Linked DNA regions of Homo sapiens: region 1 is linked to region 2. Evidence: chromatin contacts called from ENCODE Hi-C or POLR2A ChIA-PET data. All regions are on one chromosome and are shown on one strand. The core of a region is the stretch at or near the end of the contact, and the rest is flanking DNA. Distances in the headings are between cores, read along the strand shown.

The links. Hi-C counts contacts between places; a loop is a spot of excess contacts on that map. ChIA-PET counts read pairs that join two places held with the same protein, here RNA polymerase II (POLR2A). Pooled maps may share reads with other maps.
Region 1: a loop to region 2 is called in a map of CD14-positive monocyte, with 2.4 times the contacts of the local background. The contact joins the enhancer-like site here to the promoter of LINC02324 in region 2. A Hi-C loop is called at or near these places in 10 of 168 maps with a recorded cell type or tissue (B cell, CD14-positive monocyte, CD4-positive, alpha-beta memory T cell and 6 more), 24 of 37 single-sample maps with no recorded cell type and 18 of 50 pooled maps. POLR2A ChIA-PET finds 5 or more read pairs at or near these places in 7 of 52 experiments (GM12878, HEK293, HEK293T and 4 more).

What each region holds. Positions count from the first base shown.
Region 1 is chr14:65,176,601-65,184,498 of GRCh38, forward strand. No RefSeq gene overlaps it. Among named protein-coding and RNA genes, the nearest start is that of LINC02324, 42 kb to the right of the region's middle. RefSeq lists enhancers at 3,179-3,378, 3,449-3,538. Within about 2 kb of position 3,416, at least 12 of the 41 ENCODE cell types and tissues checked have a DNase peak (open chromatin) inside an H3K27ac peak, as active enhancers do; they include B cell, GM12878, PC-3 and 1 more, where a contact is called at or near this core.
Region 2 is chr14:65,216,890-65,224,407 of GRCh38, forward strand. LINC02324 (long intergenic non-protein coding RNA 2324) reads right to left here and starts at 5,458. Exons shown (of 4, transcript NR_103769.1): 1 at 5,330-5,458; 2 at 1,618-1,806; 3 at 812-901. RefSeq lists an enhancer at 5,791-5,930.

The DNA of each region.
Region 1 (7,898 bases), core at 2,166-4,665, 42 kb before region 2:
ACCGTTTTCATAGGGCAACATATACCTTATTTTCTTTTGCCATCTGAGGAAGCACATTAACAGTTTCAGAGCCAATATTTATAATTTTAGCAGAAATGTTCTCACAAAGATCTCAAAACTCCTATAACAGACTTGTGAAAGAATTACTATATTTAAGGAGTGGGAAGTCTATAAGAAGCTCCATGGCAGAGGGAGGAGTTGAGCTGAGATGTCCAAGACCCAGAGCCTTTCTCCAGTATTGTGGGTGGTGGCTGTGAGTTGGGATGGGTATCACTGTTGTCTTGTAGGGGTGAGTTTTGCCAGGGATTCTATTTTCCACATACCATCTCGGCAATGGTTTATTTTGGTGTATGCTCAGAACTTGGGCAAAATTATTGACTATAAATGGGCTTAAATCTCTCTTCTAGTCGATTGAGTGCATACTTAGGACATAGTATTTTATGACACCATTATATTCTATGTATCTTGATTATAGGAGAACGCTATAATCCTATTGTATTCATCATATTCACTGTAGTGAGTTAAAGAAGGTTTAAAATTCTTTGCCTCTCTTACTATCAAGAAGTGTGGTCTATTTTCTATTTCTTTGAAACAGACCAACTCTGACACTGGTTTTGACAAATAGAATACACTGGAGGCCAAACACAGTGGCTCACATCTGTAATCCCAGCACTTTGGGAGGCCAAGGCAGGTGGATCACTTGAGCCTAGGAGTTTGAGACCAGCCTGGCCAAAGTGGCAAAACCTTGTCTCTACAAAGAAATTTAAAAAATTAACTGGGTATGGTGGCACATGCCTATAATCCCAGCTACTTGGGAAGCTGAGGCAGGAGGATTGCTTGAGCTCAGGAGGTTGAGGCTGCAGTAACACTGTATAACTTCTAAGGCTGGGCCCTAAGATATCCGTAGCTTCCAATTTTGTCCCATTTGGGAGCAGTTGCCATATAAGAAATCTGGTTACCTTGAAACTTCTATATCATGAGAAAGCTCAACCTTACCACGTGGAGAGAGGGACCAAGTGGAGAAGTGCTGAGGTGCCAGACACGTAAGTGAAATTTTCTTAGACCTTTCTGTCTAGCCACTAGGTAAATGAAGCCTAGTAAATGACCTCAGCCAGTGGCATGAGGAACAGAATAACCACCCAACAAAGCTCTGTCCAAATTGCTGACTCAGAGAAACATAAGCAAATATGATGATTGGTTTAAGCCAGTACGTTTTGGGGCAATTTGTTAACTAGTATAACAGAAACATATCGAATCAAAGTTGATGGAATTAGTGACCCACACACCCACCCCCATTACACAGCAACAACAGGATCCAGATGGATAAAGCTTCTTTATAGTCATTCAAATAGCAAAAACCTTACTGAGCTGAGAGCAGAGCCCAGAAAAATCCCCAAATTCCAGGTGTGGTCTACATGATATTAAATGGAGATATTTTTCTGAAAGCAACTATTTTCCCTCATACCGCTTTTCTGTAGTATGTTGCATTTTTCTTTTTTATTTATTTAATTTTTTGTTTTGTTTTGAGATAGGGTCCCACTCTGTGCCACAGGCTGGAATGCAGTGGCGTAATCTGGGCTCACTGCAGCCTCAACCTCCTGGGCTCGAGCCATCCTCTGTGTCAGCCTCCCTAGTAGCTGGAACCACAGATGTGTGCCACCATGCCTGGTGAATTTTTCTATTTTTTGTAGAGACAAGGTTTTGCCATGTTGCCCAGGATGGTCTCAAACTCCTGGGCTCGAGTGATCTACCCACCTCTGCCTCCCAAAGTGCTAGGATTACAGGCGTGAGCCACCTCACCTGGTAGCTGTGTCTTTCCCACACTGGCCATTATACCTCCCTACTGTAACCCCATTCATTTATTTTATTTTTAAAACAGTCCACAGAATATCATAATAGTAACATGTGTAAACAATGTAGCTACCCGATAGTAGAAAAAAGGATAAATAATTTATAGTACATCCACTAAAAAAATCACCAACTTGAATCTCTTAAATTTAATGCTACAGAAGGGTATCTATGGGCATTGAGAGATATTCTTCTCAGGGAACCTGCCCCGATAGTCACTTAGGTTCTTTTCTATTTTCCCTAAGCGTCGGCCGGCTTGAGAAATAAAGGGACAGAGTACAAAAGAGAGAAATTTTAAAGCTGGGCATCCGGGGGAGACATCACATGTCGGTAGTTTCCGTGATGCCCCACAAGCCACAAAAACCAGCAAGTTTTTATTAGGGATTTTCAAAAGGAGAGGGAGTGTGCGAATAGGTGTGGGTCACAGACATCAAGTACTTCACAAGGTAATAGAATATCACAAGGCAAATGGAGGCAGGGCAAGATCACAGGACCACAGGACGGGGCAAAATTAAAATTGCTAATGAAGCTTCGGGCACCACTGTCATTGATAACATCTTATCAGGGGACAGGGTTTTGAGAGCAACCGGTCTGACTAAAATTTATTAGGTGGGAATTTCTTCTTCCTAATAAGCCTGGGAGCGCTGTGGGAGACTGGGGTCTATTTCACCCCTACAGCCTTGACCATAGAAGACGGGCACACCTAGGGGGGCTGTCTATAGGCCTATACCCCCAGGTGCGTATTCTCTTTCCCAGGGATGTTCCTTGCTGAGAAAAAGAATTCAGTGATATTTCTCCCATTTGCTTTTGAAAGAAGAGAAATATGGCTCTGTTCCGCCCGGCTCACCAGCGGTCAGAGTTTAAGTTTATCTCTCTTATTCCCTGAACAGTTGCTGTTATCCTGCTCTTTTTTCAAGGTGCCCAGATTTCATATTGTTTAAACACACATGCTCTACAATTTGTGCAGTTAATGCGATTATCACATGGTCCTGAGGCAATATACATCTTCCTCAGCTGACAGGATTCAGAGATTAAAGTAAAGACAGGCATAGGAAATCACAAGGGTATTGATTGGGGAAGTGATAAGTGTCCATGAAATCTTCACAATTTATGTTTAGAGACTGCAGTAAAAACAGGCATAAGAAATTATAAAAGTATTAACTTGGGGAACTAATAAATGTCCATGAAATCTTCACAATCCATGTTCTTCTGCCATGGTGTCAGCCGGTCCCTCTGTTTGGGGTCCCTGACTTCCCACAACATATTTCCAATATATGTCATGGAACAGTGTTATCCCACTTTTAAAAGTCTTATATACAGTATTCGTATATGCCTAGAAGAGGATATGATTTGTAATAAGGTAGAGAAGAATATGGGGACTCTGCATGCTCTTATTTGAGTTTCCTGAAATAAGCATGTCATAACATGCTTTTGTAATATGAAATGGTGAGAAAAGTGCTATTTAGGAGGTAGAAGTAGTGATGGAATGGAGGAAGTCTTCTCCAGGGAAGGGGAATGAGGCTGAAGCGCTGTGACTCAGAGAGAAACACCTGTGGTGTCCGGAGTTCCCCATTTGCTATTTGCCCTCCTGTGCACGGAATCTGTGACAGGCAGCCTGCCAACGACATGACCTCTGTTAATGACAGCTGAAGTCTGGGCTCGTGTAGATTCTTAAGCAGAATAGGAATCAGAGTCAGAACTGTGGTTATTAGATGAGTGGCCTTGTCAGAACTTTATCACCAAGTAGTATTTATTAAGCACTCTCTTGCTTTAATGAGTCAGGAAATAGGGTTCTCGTTCCCTTTATCATTCACAGTTGTGTTTCTCAGCAAGTGCAGGGCTCCCTTCCTAAAATGGCCCAGGACCCTTTCTCCTGAAGCCATATTACTAGGCAGAATGTTCCAGGGATGCAAAGTGTTGAGTCAACTACAGAGTATTAACTGAATGTCTCATTGCTCTCTGGGACTTTTTATTCTGGCTCTCACTTCTTCTCCCTACCTCCTACCAGAAAATACAATAGTCAAATCTGTGTACAGTGAAAATCTGTTGTCCAGTATCTCCTTTTCCCTTCCGTTGGAAACATCACTTTGCTTTCCTTTTGGGGAACCACCTCTCCTCGTTCTGTTCATGTGGTTACAGCTGGAATGAGCTGGAATGATTCATCACCTGGCTCCAGACAGTGGGCATGTGACTCAGGCTTGGCCAACTGGCATATTCCAATCTCCTGGCCTTGGGAGAAAGGGCCACAGACAGGCACATGACCCAAGTCAGGCCATGGAGACTCATTTCTGGGACTCTTGCTGGAGCTGTCGAGAGAATGGTGGACTGTTTCTATCTGGATTGCTAAACTGGTAGTTTGCAAGCCCAGAGCTGCTTGTGGCCATCTTTGCCACTTCATAGGTTAAGCCTGCTTCATAGGTTAAAGTCTGAGCAGGCTTAACCTATGACATGGCAAAGATGGGGGCAGGGAAGCACAAAGAGATGCCTTCTAAGGATTTGGTGTCTTCAGAAGGACACAAAGGAAATACAAAGGAAAGCAGAGCTGAGAGAAAGAGAGAATCAGATTTTTAAATGTCTTTTTTTTTTTTTTGAGCCGGAGTCTCCCTCTGTCGCCCAGGCTGGAGTGCAGTGGTGTGATCTTGGCTCACTGCAAGCTCTGCCTCCTGGGTTCACGCCATTCTCCTGCCTCAGCCTCCCGAGTAGCTGGGACTACAGGCGCGTGCCACCATGCCTGGCTAATTTTATTATTTTTAGTAGAGACGGGGTTTCACCATGTTAGCCAGGATGGTCTCAACCTCCTGACCTCGTGATCCGCCTGCCTCAGCCTCCCAGAGTGCTGGGATTACAGGTGTGAGCCACCGTGCCTGGCCTAAATGTCATCTTTTGAGAACCTGGCTCCAGCCACTCCAGAATTTACTCCTGGATCGTTTAGTTGCATGAGCTAAGAAAATCCATTTTCCCCCCTCTTAAGACAGTTTGAGTTGGATTTCTCTCACAGAAAGGTAGGAGAAGGTGGGACTTGAGTGAAGCCTGTAAGGTTGGGTTTTACTTTTGCTTTATAATGACTTTACAGCTTTTGGAGAAAATTCACCCATAGTCACATTTGAGCCTCACCACAACCTTACAAAGTCAGCAGAGTCTCTATTATCATCTCCATCTTGCAGAAGAGGAAACTGAAGCTCAGAGAAGTTAGATGATGTGTGCAGAGCTGGGGATCAATGGAGCTGGGGCACAAATCCAAGCTCTTTCCACTACACAGAGAAGCTGCTGGAGCTAAATCAGATTTGAGTCAGCACAGAGAAGGCAGAGTGGGATTTTGGGAACATATGCCTCAGTGACAGAGACTATTTCTGCTCTTTTCGCAAGATCACCTAATATAGCGCACTAAATGCACAATAACACAACAATAACTAATATCTACTGTTTGTCTGTGCCCAGCATTGGGTTAAGTAAACACTTTAATGGATTACCCATCTCCTTTCGCTTTTCCCAATATTCATACAAGGAAGGCATTATTATTGTCGCTACCATTTAACGAAGTAAGATGAAATAACTAAAATGCAGAAAAATGAAGCCACTTGCCCTAAGTGACACAATGAGTAAGTGGCTCAGGGGGGATTGGAATCCAGATCTGACCCCAGAGAATTCCCCTCGGCTGTCTTTATCACCAGGCTGTAGCCATGGTAAATGGGATTGTTCTCTTCTTTTTCAGTTTATTGTTAGTGCAGGTCTAACAATAAAATGAATAATAAACAGAAACACTATTGACTTTTGTGTGTCGATTTTGTATCATGTGACTTTACTGTATTCGTGTATTGTAACAGTTTTGGGGTAGAATCGTTAGGGTTTTCTATATATAAGATCATGTCATCAGCAAACAGTAACAATTTAGCTTCTTCCTTTCTAAATGATTTAGTGTCTTTTATTTATTTTTTTCTTGCCTAATTGCTTTGGCAAGGACTTCTAATACTAAGCAGTGAAGGTGTTCAGGAAATGCCACCCCAAAATATGCCTCTGTGGTGCACTGGTGGCTTTGCACTGAGGGCACTTAGGAAACAGCAGATGCTTTCTCTGAGCCCCCTTATCTGCCTAAAGATGAATCCTCTAAAAGGAACTCAATTTGTTATGAATCCCCTCCCTAGAAATCTTATCAATCAGGGAAGATTAACTTGGTTCACAGGAGGTGAGACTGGAGGTTAACACCAACCCAGAGATTGTTACCTCTTCTTCTGAGGGCTGCTCCAGACAATTTTTATTAGCTGAGACTGTTTATCTGGATAAGGCAGCCTTTCTTCACCACAAATTTCCTCCCTTTGCTCTATCGTAATTTGTGTCCCCCGCCTCCCCTGAGAAGCTGGAGCTCCTATTCCTTTCTGTAGCTTAGGATGCTATATAGACTTCAATCGTCTGACCCTTCTTCAAGTCTCTTATTCTGTGGGACACCTTTGCATATGCCCATCATTAAATATGGTTTTTCTCCTGTCAATCTGTCTTATGTCCCTTTAATTTGTAGCCTAGCCAAGGAACTTAGAAGGGTGGAGGTTTTTCACTCCCCTACAGTTGAATAGAAGTGACAAGAGTGCACATCTTTGTCTTGTTCCAGATCTTACAGGAAAGGCTTTCAATTTTTCACTGTTGAGTATAATGATAGCTATGGGTTTAATGTATATTGTGTTGAGGTTCATTCCTTCTATACCTAATTTGTTGAGAGTTTTCATCATGAAAGGATGTTGAATTTTGTCAAATATGTTTTCCACACCTATTGAGATGATCAAATGGTTTTTATCCTTCATTCTGTTAATGCGATATATCACATTTATTGATTTGCATATGTTGAACTATCTTGCATCCCAGGGATAAATCCCACTGATCATGGTGAGTGATTCTTTTAATGTGTGGTTGAATTTGGTTTGCTAGTGTTTGTGTGTGTGTGTGTGTGTGTGTGTTTTGTTTTTGTTTTGTTTTTTGAGACGGAGTCTCGCTTTTTGGCCTAGGCTGGAGTGCAGTGGCATGATCTCAGCTCACTGCAACCTCTGCCTCCCGGGTTTGTGCGATTCTCCTGCCTCAGCATCTCGAGTAGCTGGGATTACAGGTGCCCGCCACCACACCCAGCTAATTTTTTTATTTTTGGTAGAGACGGGATTTTGCCATGTTGGCCTGGCTGGTCTCAAACTCCTGACCTCAAGTGATCCACCTGCCTCAACCTCCCAAAGTGCTGAGATTACAGGTATGAGGCACCATGCCTAGCTGCTAGTGTTCTGTTAAGGGTTTTTGCATCTATATTCATTAAGGATATTGGCCTGTAATTTTCTTGTTATGTCCTTGTCTGGCTTTGATATCAGGGTAATGCTGGCCTCATAAAAAGAGCTTGGAAGTATTTCCTCCTCTTCTAGTTTTTTTGGAAGAGTTTGTGAACTGCACCTTAGCAATAAATATATTGACACTGTCAACAACTCTTGGTTGGCCTTTTGGTCTTTCAGTTGGGGCTGGGAAGATGTGGTTCTAGATTTTTCTTTTTTAATGATACTTCTCCCCTCCTGATTAAGGGTCATGTGTCTCTAAAACTCCACAACGGACACAGTCCCTTCAGGTGCTCCGCCTTCTCAAGCTGGCTCTCCCTAACTGGCCTAGACAGCAGCAAAGTCCCCAGATATTTCCACGTGACTCATGCAACCCCCTTGCTTCCAATGTTTTGCCTCCTGCTGGTGCTCAGAAGCTCAGAGTGGTATTAAAGGGGCAACAGGAAAGTAAAGTCCCAGCAAGAGTGAGAGCCCAAATCCTCAGGAGGTGTCCCTCTGTGGTTCCCTGCCCCCACCCCACTTGCTCCATCTACCCACTGTAGGGAAGCAACTCCAGCTCCTAATGTATTTATTTTATGAAGTGCTGCCCTTGGTGTTAAAATCACCTCAGGGCACAGAGCACACAATTTTAAAACAATTAAAAGATACAAGGCAGAGGCTTGGCAATGACGGGCACTTTTTAAAAATCAGCAATAAAATGCCAGTTTGAGGCTCACCCCAGGGCTCTGAAGATTCTCCAAGAGGGCTCTG
Region 2 (7,518 bases), core at 4,208-6,707:
CAGAGTCATTTTATAATGAACCTATGGAACTGATCCCACAACCTCCTGGAACCCAGGCACCCTGTGGGGTCCTGCCCCGACTCTGTGAACCTCCCAGGACGGTGCCAGTGGGTAGGCTGGGCATCAGTGGATGACAAAAGGGAAGCAGCTTCCACTGCTTCAGGTCCAGACTTTGATCAATTTCCAGCCTCTTCAGGCTGTTCCCAAAGAGGTGGCCACCCTAATGCCAATAAGTCTTAATAAGTTTCCACTTAAGTGATCAGAGTACCAGTGAAACATGACAGCTGAGACTAATTGGAGTCTGTGTGGGAGGAGGGAGGATGACACCCCTTCTTGATCTTCTTGTGGCTTTCCTTCAGGGGTGGGGGCCCCCCCAAATCCCTTTTTGTTTCCTTGGTTTTCAACAATTGCCTATCTGGGAAGCAGATTATTGGAATCATTTCTGTACCTCCCACTGCCCCTGTTTTGATCTGTAACCCACAGGGTTAGGCTTAGGAAGGGAAATTAGCAAGAGATATATCTCAGGATGATTAGAGAGAGGCTCGGCCCATCAGGAGAGATGACAACAGAATGAGGAATGCCTACATCCAGAATATACCATCTTAAACATCATGCACGGACAGGCATACACAGGCCAAGGACAGCCAGTCATATTAGGAATGATAAGAGTGAGGCACGGCCCTAAGTCCCCATTTAGGGGACTTCATGGAAAGGCATTTTGGCCCAGATGTCATGGAAATTGCTCTAAACACAGGGTGATTATCTCCTCAAGCCCATGAGATCCTCTTTGAATTACATGTGTAGCCCTTACCTAGAACCTGAAGGGCAGGAGTTGGAGGCCCAGGAGCCCAGTGAGGAGGTGAACAAGGGTGTTCCACTGCGCAGCCAGTTAGTTTAGAACCTGCAGGGCAGAGGTAAATTATTTCTGACCTTTATGGGGCCTCCACTTATAATGGGGCCTCCCCTAAAGTCACCATTGGAGAACCAGCAGGGATTTAATGAGGAGAGAAAACAGCTTTGAGCCTTGGACTTGAAGTACCCTACAGAATAAATAGGTTGGCTGGGCACAGTGCCTCAGGCCTGTAATCCCAGCACTTTGGGAGGCTGAGGCGGGTAGATCACCTGAAGTCAGGAGTTCAAGACCAACCTGGCCAGCATGGTGAAACCCCGTCTCTACTAAAAATACAAAAATTAGCCAGATGTGATGGCGGGCACCTGTAATCCCAGCTACTCAGGAGGCTGAGGCAGGAGAATCACTTGAACCCAGGAGGCAGAGGTTGCAGTGAGCTGAGATTGCACCACTGCACTCCAGCCTAGGTAACAGAGCAAGACTCTATCTCAAAAAAAAAAAAAAAAAAAAAAAGAGAGAGAGAATAAATAGGTTGAAGAAACTCAGACCAAAGACAATTCTTTGGGGATTCAACAAAGGCATATCTAATAGTGCTGGCTCCACACAGCAACAGTTTCACAAAGGGACACCTAACCTTTTGTGATACTGTGAGATGAAAAATAAGCCACTCTCCAGTGCAATACCGGGGCACCTTGAGTGATATTTACAAGCACCTTCAGAGCTGGGAAAAGGAGCAAACGTTCCTCACTTACCCTCCAGCTAGTTACCTTTTGCTTTTTCCTGAGCTGACAAAAGTTTCAGGGTTAATAAGCACTCAGAATGGAGGCAAATGGAACTTCCAGAAGCAGTATTTCTGCAGGTTGGTTGGGATTAGCCATGGTATCTCAGAGGTCAAGAAATACACGGATCATGTCCATTTCTCAAGGCTCCTTGTATTTTTTTTTTTTAAAGGAGAACTATCAAAAGAGAATTGTAAAAATTGTGATTTTTGGAAACTTTACATTTCATAAATTGATACATTTGAACAGCAAAGGCACTGAGTTATTTTGCAAGACAATTATAGAACTTTTGAAAATATTTATTTATAAGGGACCACACGCAGTTTGATCTGAGGATGAGGACACAAGTTTGAGCTGTTTGAAGAACATCTTTCAATGTTGTTGTTATTGTGGCTCTGAGACTTCTACGTATAACTTCATTTGGAGATGAGTCAAAATCTTAAATTTGAGGCCTTTACCTGGCCTGGGATAAATGGGATGAATTGCTTCCCTAACCCTTCATTTCTCTCCCACCACGATAGCCCCCAGTTTAGCAGAAGTAAACAGTTTATACAAATGCAGCATTTGATAAAGATTCAGAAGTCTTAGATAATATTTAAAAAAGATTCCTTTGTTGAATTAGATAAATTGTATTTATTTATTTTTATTTTTGTCTCCCAACCCCAGCTCCCACCACCCCTTCCTCCTTCTGGCTCTATTTTTTTTTTTTATTTTTCATTTTTGAGACAGGGTCTTGCTCTGTCGCCCAGGCTGGAGGGCAGTGGTGCGATCTCAGTTCACTGCAACCTCTGCCTCCCAGGCTCAAACAGTCCTCCCACCTCAGCCTCCCAAGTAGCTAGGACCACAGGCATGTGCCACCACACCTGGCTAGTTTTTGTATCTTTTGTGGAGACAGGGTTTCACCATGTTGCCCAGGCTGGTTTCAAATTCCTGAGCTCAAGTGATCCACCTCCCTTGGCCTCCCAAAGTGCTGGGATTACAGGCTGAGTGACTATGCCTGGCCTTATTTTTATTTATTTATTTATTTATTTATTTATTTATTTATTTATTTAGAGACAGGGTCTAGCTCTGTTGCCCAGGCTGAAGTGCAATGGAATGATCTTGGCTCACTGCAACCTTTACCTTTCGGGCTCAAGCAATCCGACCACCTCAGACTCCTGAGTAGCTGAAACTACCGGAGTGTGCCACCACGTTCAGCTAACTTCAATTTTTTGTAGAAATGAGGTCTCACTATCTTACCCAGGCTGCTCTCCAACTCCTGGGCTCAAGTGATCCTCCTGCCTCAGCCTCCCGAAGTGCTAGGATTATACTGTGAGCCACTGGGTGAACCACTGGGCGAGCCACTGGGCCTGGCCTGAGAAATTTTAAAGAAGGAATTATTATGGCTTCTGGGATAGTATTTTGGGGGTCCTTTTTACCTCTAAGGCCCAAATATCAAGCATTGAGAATGAGATTCAGTTACACACCCGTGTTTCCGCAGAAAGCCTAAAAAGACTTCGAGATGAAATGCCAAGCAGAGGGAAATTGTCATTCCTAAGCTTATATGTAGGCGACACCACCGTGAATCACTTCAGAGCTTGGGTCTCCGTGTCTCTTATTCCAGCTGCGCCCAGTTCTGTGGGGCACCTACCAGTTCCCACAAGTGCAGTTGACCACGAACCATCTCAGGCCCACTCTTCCCTTGCTTTCTACCTTTGAGTCTCTGAGTGACAATGCAAGTGGGACCATCACGGTAGCCTGCTTCGTACTCACACTTGGGGGAGAGAGACACCCATGGAGAGAGCCTTTGGTGTGCGGTGTGTGAAGCAAGGGAGAAATGCTAGTCCCTCTCTTTGCTCTCTGGTTGGCACTGAGGCACCTTTTGAGCTCCTCCACGGGCCCCTGAGATTGGACCAGCAGGAGCCTGCGGACGAGGCTGCCTCAACACCACAGCTCTGTATTGGTTCTTTTTTCTTCTCTTTGCCTCTCCACTCTCTCACTTCTGCTCCTTCAGTCACATTGCTCAGGAAAGAGTTTGCAATTTAGGCCTGTTTTAGGCTTTGCTTTCTGGAAAACCCAGAACACTTTTCATACCAACTGGTGGTGTATTTGATCTTCCTTTTACTGTTTTCTTGCAACTGAGTTTTTTGAGCCCAAATGCAAGATTTGACATTGAGATTTGTTACATGCCATCAATGCAATTTTTTTTTTAAATTCTGATTTTGCCATTTAACAGTGCGAGCTGTCCTTCCTAGCCTTGAGTTATCTACAAATTTGCTCATAAAATTTATTGACTGTTAAAATCTATTACTGGTCAACCTCTGTAACCCCATCTCATGCTTCACCCTCCTTGCTAACTACCCTCCAGCAGCCCCACCTCCAATCAGGTGCGCAAATGGGCCAAGCTCTTCCTGCCCAGGGTCTTGTACTTGTTATTCTTTCTGCTTGAAATCCTCTTTCCTCGGGCTCTGCACATGGACATCTCCTTGTTATACTTTAAAACTCAGTCTAAATGACACTTCTCGAAGAGGATTTCCATGTCTATTGTGTTTCTGTCATAGCACATACCCCAAGCCATGAGTACTATGCCTCATTTATTAGTTTGTTTTTTTGTTTGTTTGTTTGAGATGGAGTCTTGCTCTGTCACCCAGGCTGGAGGGCAGTGGCGCATTCTCAGCTCACTGCAACCTCCGCCTCCCAGGTTGAAGTGATTCTCAGGCCTCAGCCTCCCAAGTAGCTGGAATTACAGGCACACACCACCATGCCCAGCTAATTTTTGTATTTTTAGTAGGGATGGGGTTTCGCCATGTTGGCCAGGCTGGTCTTGAACTCCTGGCCTCAAGCGATCTGCCCACTTTGGCCTCCCAAAGTGCCGAGATTATAGGCATGAGTCACTGCACCCAGCCTAGTTTGCTTTTTATTGTCCATCTTCCTAATTAGGGTGAAATCTACAAGAAGGCAGGGCTACTGTCCATTTTCTTCACTGCTGGATCTCCGGCACATAGCCCTGGTTCTGACACCTGCCAGGGGCTTGATAAATATTTGCATCACCCACTCCACTTGTGCACTAGATGCCACCTCCCCTCACCTCCTCGAGGCATCTCTCCACCGGTCCCTCCTCTCTTGTGCATCATCATTTCTCCCACTTTCCTGGATCATTCCCCTCTGCAGACAAATGTGCTGTAATTTCTCCTATCTTAAAAAACAAAACAGATAGACAAAAAATCTTCTCTTGGCCCACATCCTCTTTCAGCCAACACGCTGCACATTTTATTTATTGCCTATCTCCTCCACTAGGGAAGAAGCTCCATGAGGGAATGGCTTGTGTCTGTTTTGCTTATTGCTGTATCCCTAGTACTTCAAAAGTGCCTGGTGCATAACAATTTTTGAGTTGATTGAATAAATCCTTTTGTGGAATAAATGAATAAAACAGTAAAGCCTTTTTCAATCAATAGAGAGAAAAATCAGTCTTATATCTTGAGCAATGTCTAAATAACTTAAAAGATCAAGATGGAGGCTGGGCACAGTGGCTCACGCCTGTAATCCCAGCACTTTGGGAGGCCGAGACGGGAAGATTGCTTGAGCTCAGGAGTTTGAGACCAGCCTGGACAACATAGTGACCCTGTATCTACAAAAAATAATTAATAAGAAAAGATCAACATGGAACCAAAAAACAAATATACATAGGACAGCTCTATAAAGATATGTAGCAGGTACTTACTGTGTATGTGTATTTTCCATTCTCTGCCTTCTAATATGAAAAGGTTGACAGGATAGTTTGAGGGAGAAAGGAAAATTTGCCATAGATTCCTCAGCATCAGGATAACCTCATTGCCTTAGGGCAAAAAATGAAGCCCAGAGGTAGTGACTTTTCCCAAACTCAGTGTCCTCCCTTCTAAGGGCTTAGGGCATAATCTTCCACAAAACACATCCGGATTGCTAACTCACAGTAAAGGAAAAGTTCTTACGTTTACATAGAACCCAGATGCCAGGAATTTTCTAGAAAATGGACGTGCAGTAATAGTGCCGGCCAGGAGATGGCGACGCGCCTTTCTGTCCAGGAGGACTACACTCTACGTGGCACTGAAGGACTGGGAGAGAAGGTTGGGGCCTCCTGGGGCCAGCCAGGGGCCTCTGGGGGAGGATGGCCTAGAAAACAGGGCTCTGCTTCAGAAGGCTCATTCTTGTTGGCGGGGCCCCCATGAGTAAAATAGTTGTTGTTGAATATGACACATTGTTAAGGCCTCAGATGCAAGAGCAATTACAAGTCCAGGGTGGTTGGCAGGTCTACAGTCAGGATATTTAACTCAAATTCAGGGAGTCTGAAAATCTAGGACAGCTCCTTGGCAACCCCGGACTGACAGATCTTTTGTTCGACTTTTCCTAGGTTTAGGCAACAGCCTCTGAGAGCCCACTAGATTTCCTCCAACATGGAGACTCAACCTAGCCAACATTCTACCACAAGAATCAGTACCTGGGCTTTGGGGTCCACCAACGCTTAAAATTGAGTAACTGAGTGCAAGGGTTGCAGGTAGGCAATGTGCCGATAGACATTTACATTTCCTAGAGAGAAAGTCCTTTGTTCCATCTCTTTCTCCAAGGGCTCTGTGATTCAAAAACCGGGACAGGCACAGTGGCTCACGCCTGTAATCCTAGCACTTTGGGTGGCTGAGGTAGGAGGGTCACTTAAGCTCAGGAGATTGAGACCAGCCTGGGCAACACGGCAAAAACTTGTCCCTGCAAAAAATACAAAAATTAGCTGAGCTTGGTGGCACATGCCTGTAGTCTCAGCTACTTGGGAGGCTGAGGTGAAAGGACTGCTTGAGTCTGCAGTGAGCAGGGTTGACAACACTGCACTACAGCCTGGGCAACAAAGTGAGACCCTATCCCGAAATAAATGAATACATAAGTAAATAAATAAATAAATAATTTAAAAAAAACGTTAAGCAACTACTCCAGTCTTTCCTCGCTAGAGGCCTCACTAATTCTTTACCCCAGCAAGTCCTCTGGGATACTGTAATTCTCCATTTTTTTTTTCATTGAGATGTGTCTCACTCAGGGGACAGAAAACACCATCTGTTATTTGAACAGAGAAGGTAATGTAAGAATTACTGGGGCCGAGCACAGTGGTTCACACCTCTAATTCCAGCACTTTGGGTGACCGATGAGAGAGGATCACTAGAGTCCTGGAGTTTGAGACCAGCCTGGAAAACATAGTGAGATTTCATCTCTACAAATAATAAAAAATTAGTAGGGTGTGGTGGTGTGTGTCTGTAGTCCCAGCTACTCCGGAAGCTGAGGCAGGAGAATTGCTTGAGCCCCGGAAGTTGATGCTGCAGTGAGCCATGATTGTTCCACAGCACTCAGTGTGAGTAACAGAGTGAGATCCTGTCTCAAAAAAAAAAAAAAAAAAAAAAGGTTGTTAACTAGATAACTAAAAGAGGACACTAAGGTGTCACAGTAAAAGCAACTGCAGGTTGGCCGGGCGCAGTGGTTCACACCTGTAATCCCAGCACTTTGGGAGGCCAATGCAGGCAGATCACCTGAGGTCAGGAGTTCAAGACCAGCCTGGTCAACATGGTGAAACCTCATCACTACTAAAAATACAAAAGGTAGCTAGGCATGGTGGCACACGCGTGTAGTCCCAGCTACCCGGGAGGCTGAGGCAGGAGAATCGCTTGAACCTGGGAGGTGGAGGTTGCAGTAAGCCAAGAATACGCCACTGCACTCCAGCCTGGGCAACAGAGCGAGACTCTGTCTCAAAAAAAAAAAGACCAGGTATGGTGGCTCACGCCTATAATCCCAGAATTTTGGGAGACCGAGGCAGGCAGATCATGAGGTCAGGAGTTTGAAACCAACCTGGCCAACATGGTGAAACCCCATCTCTACTAAAAGTACAAAAATTAGCCT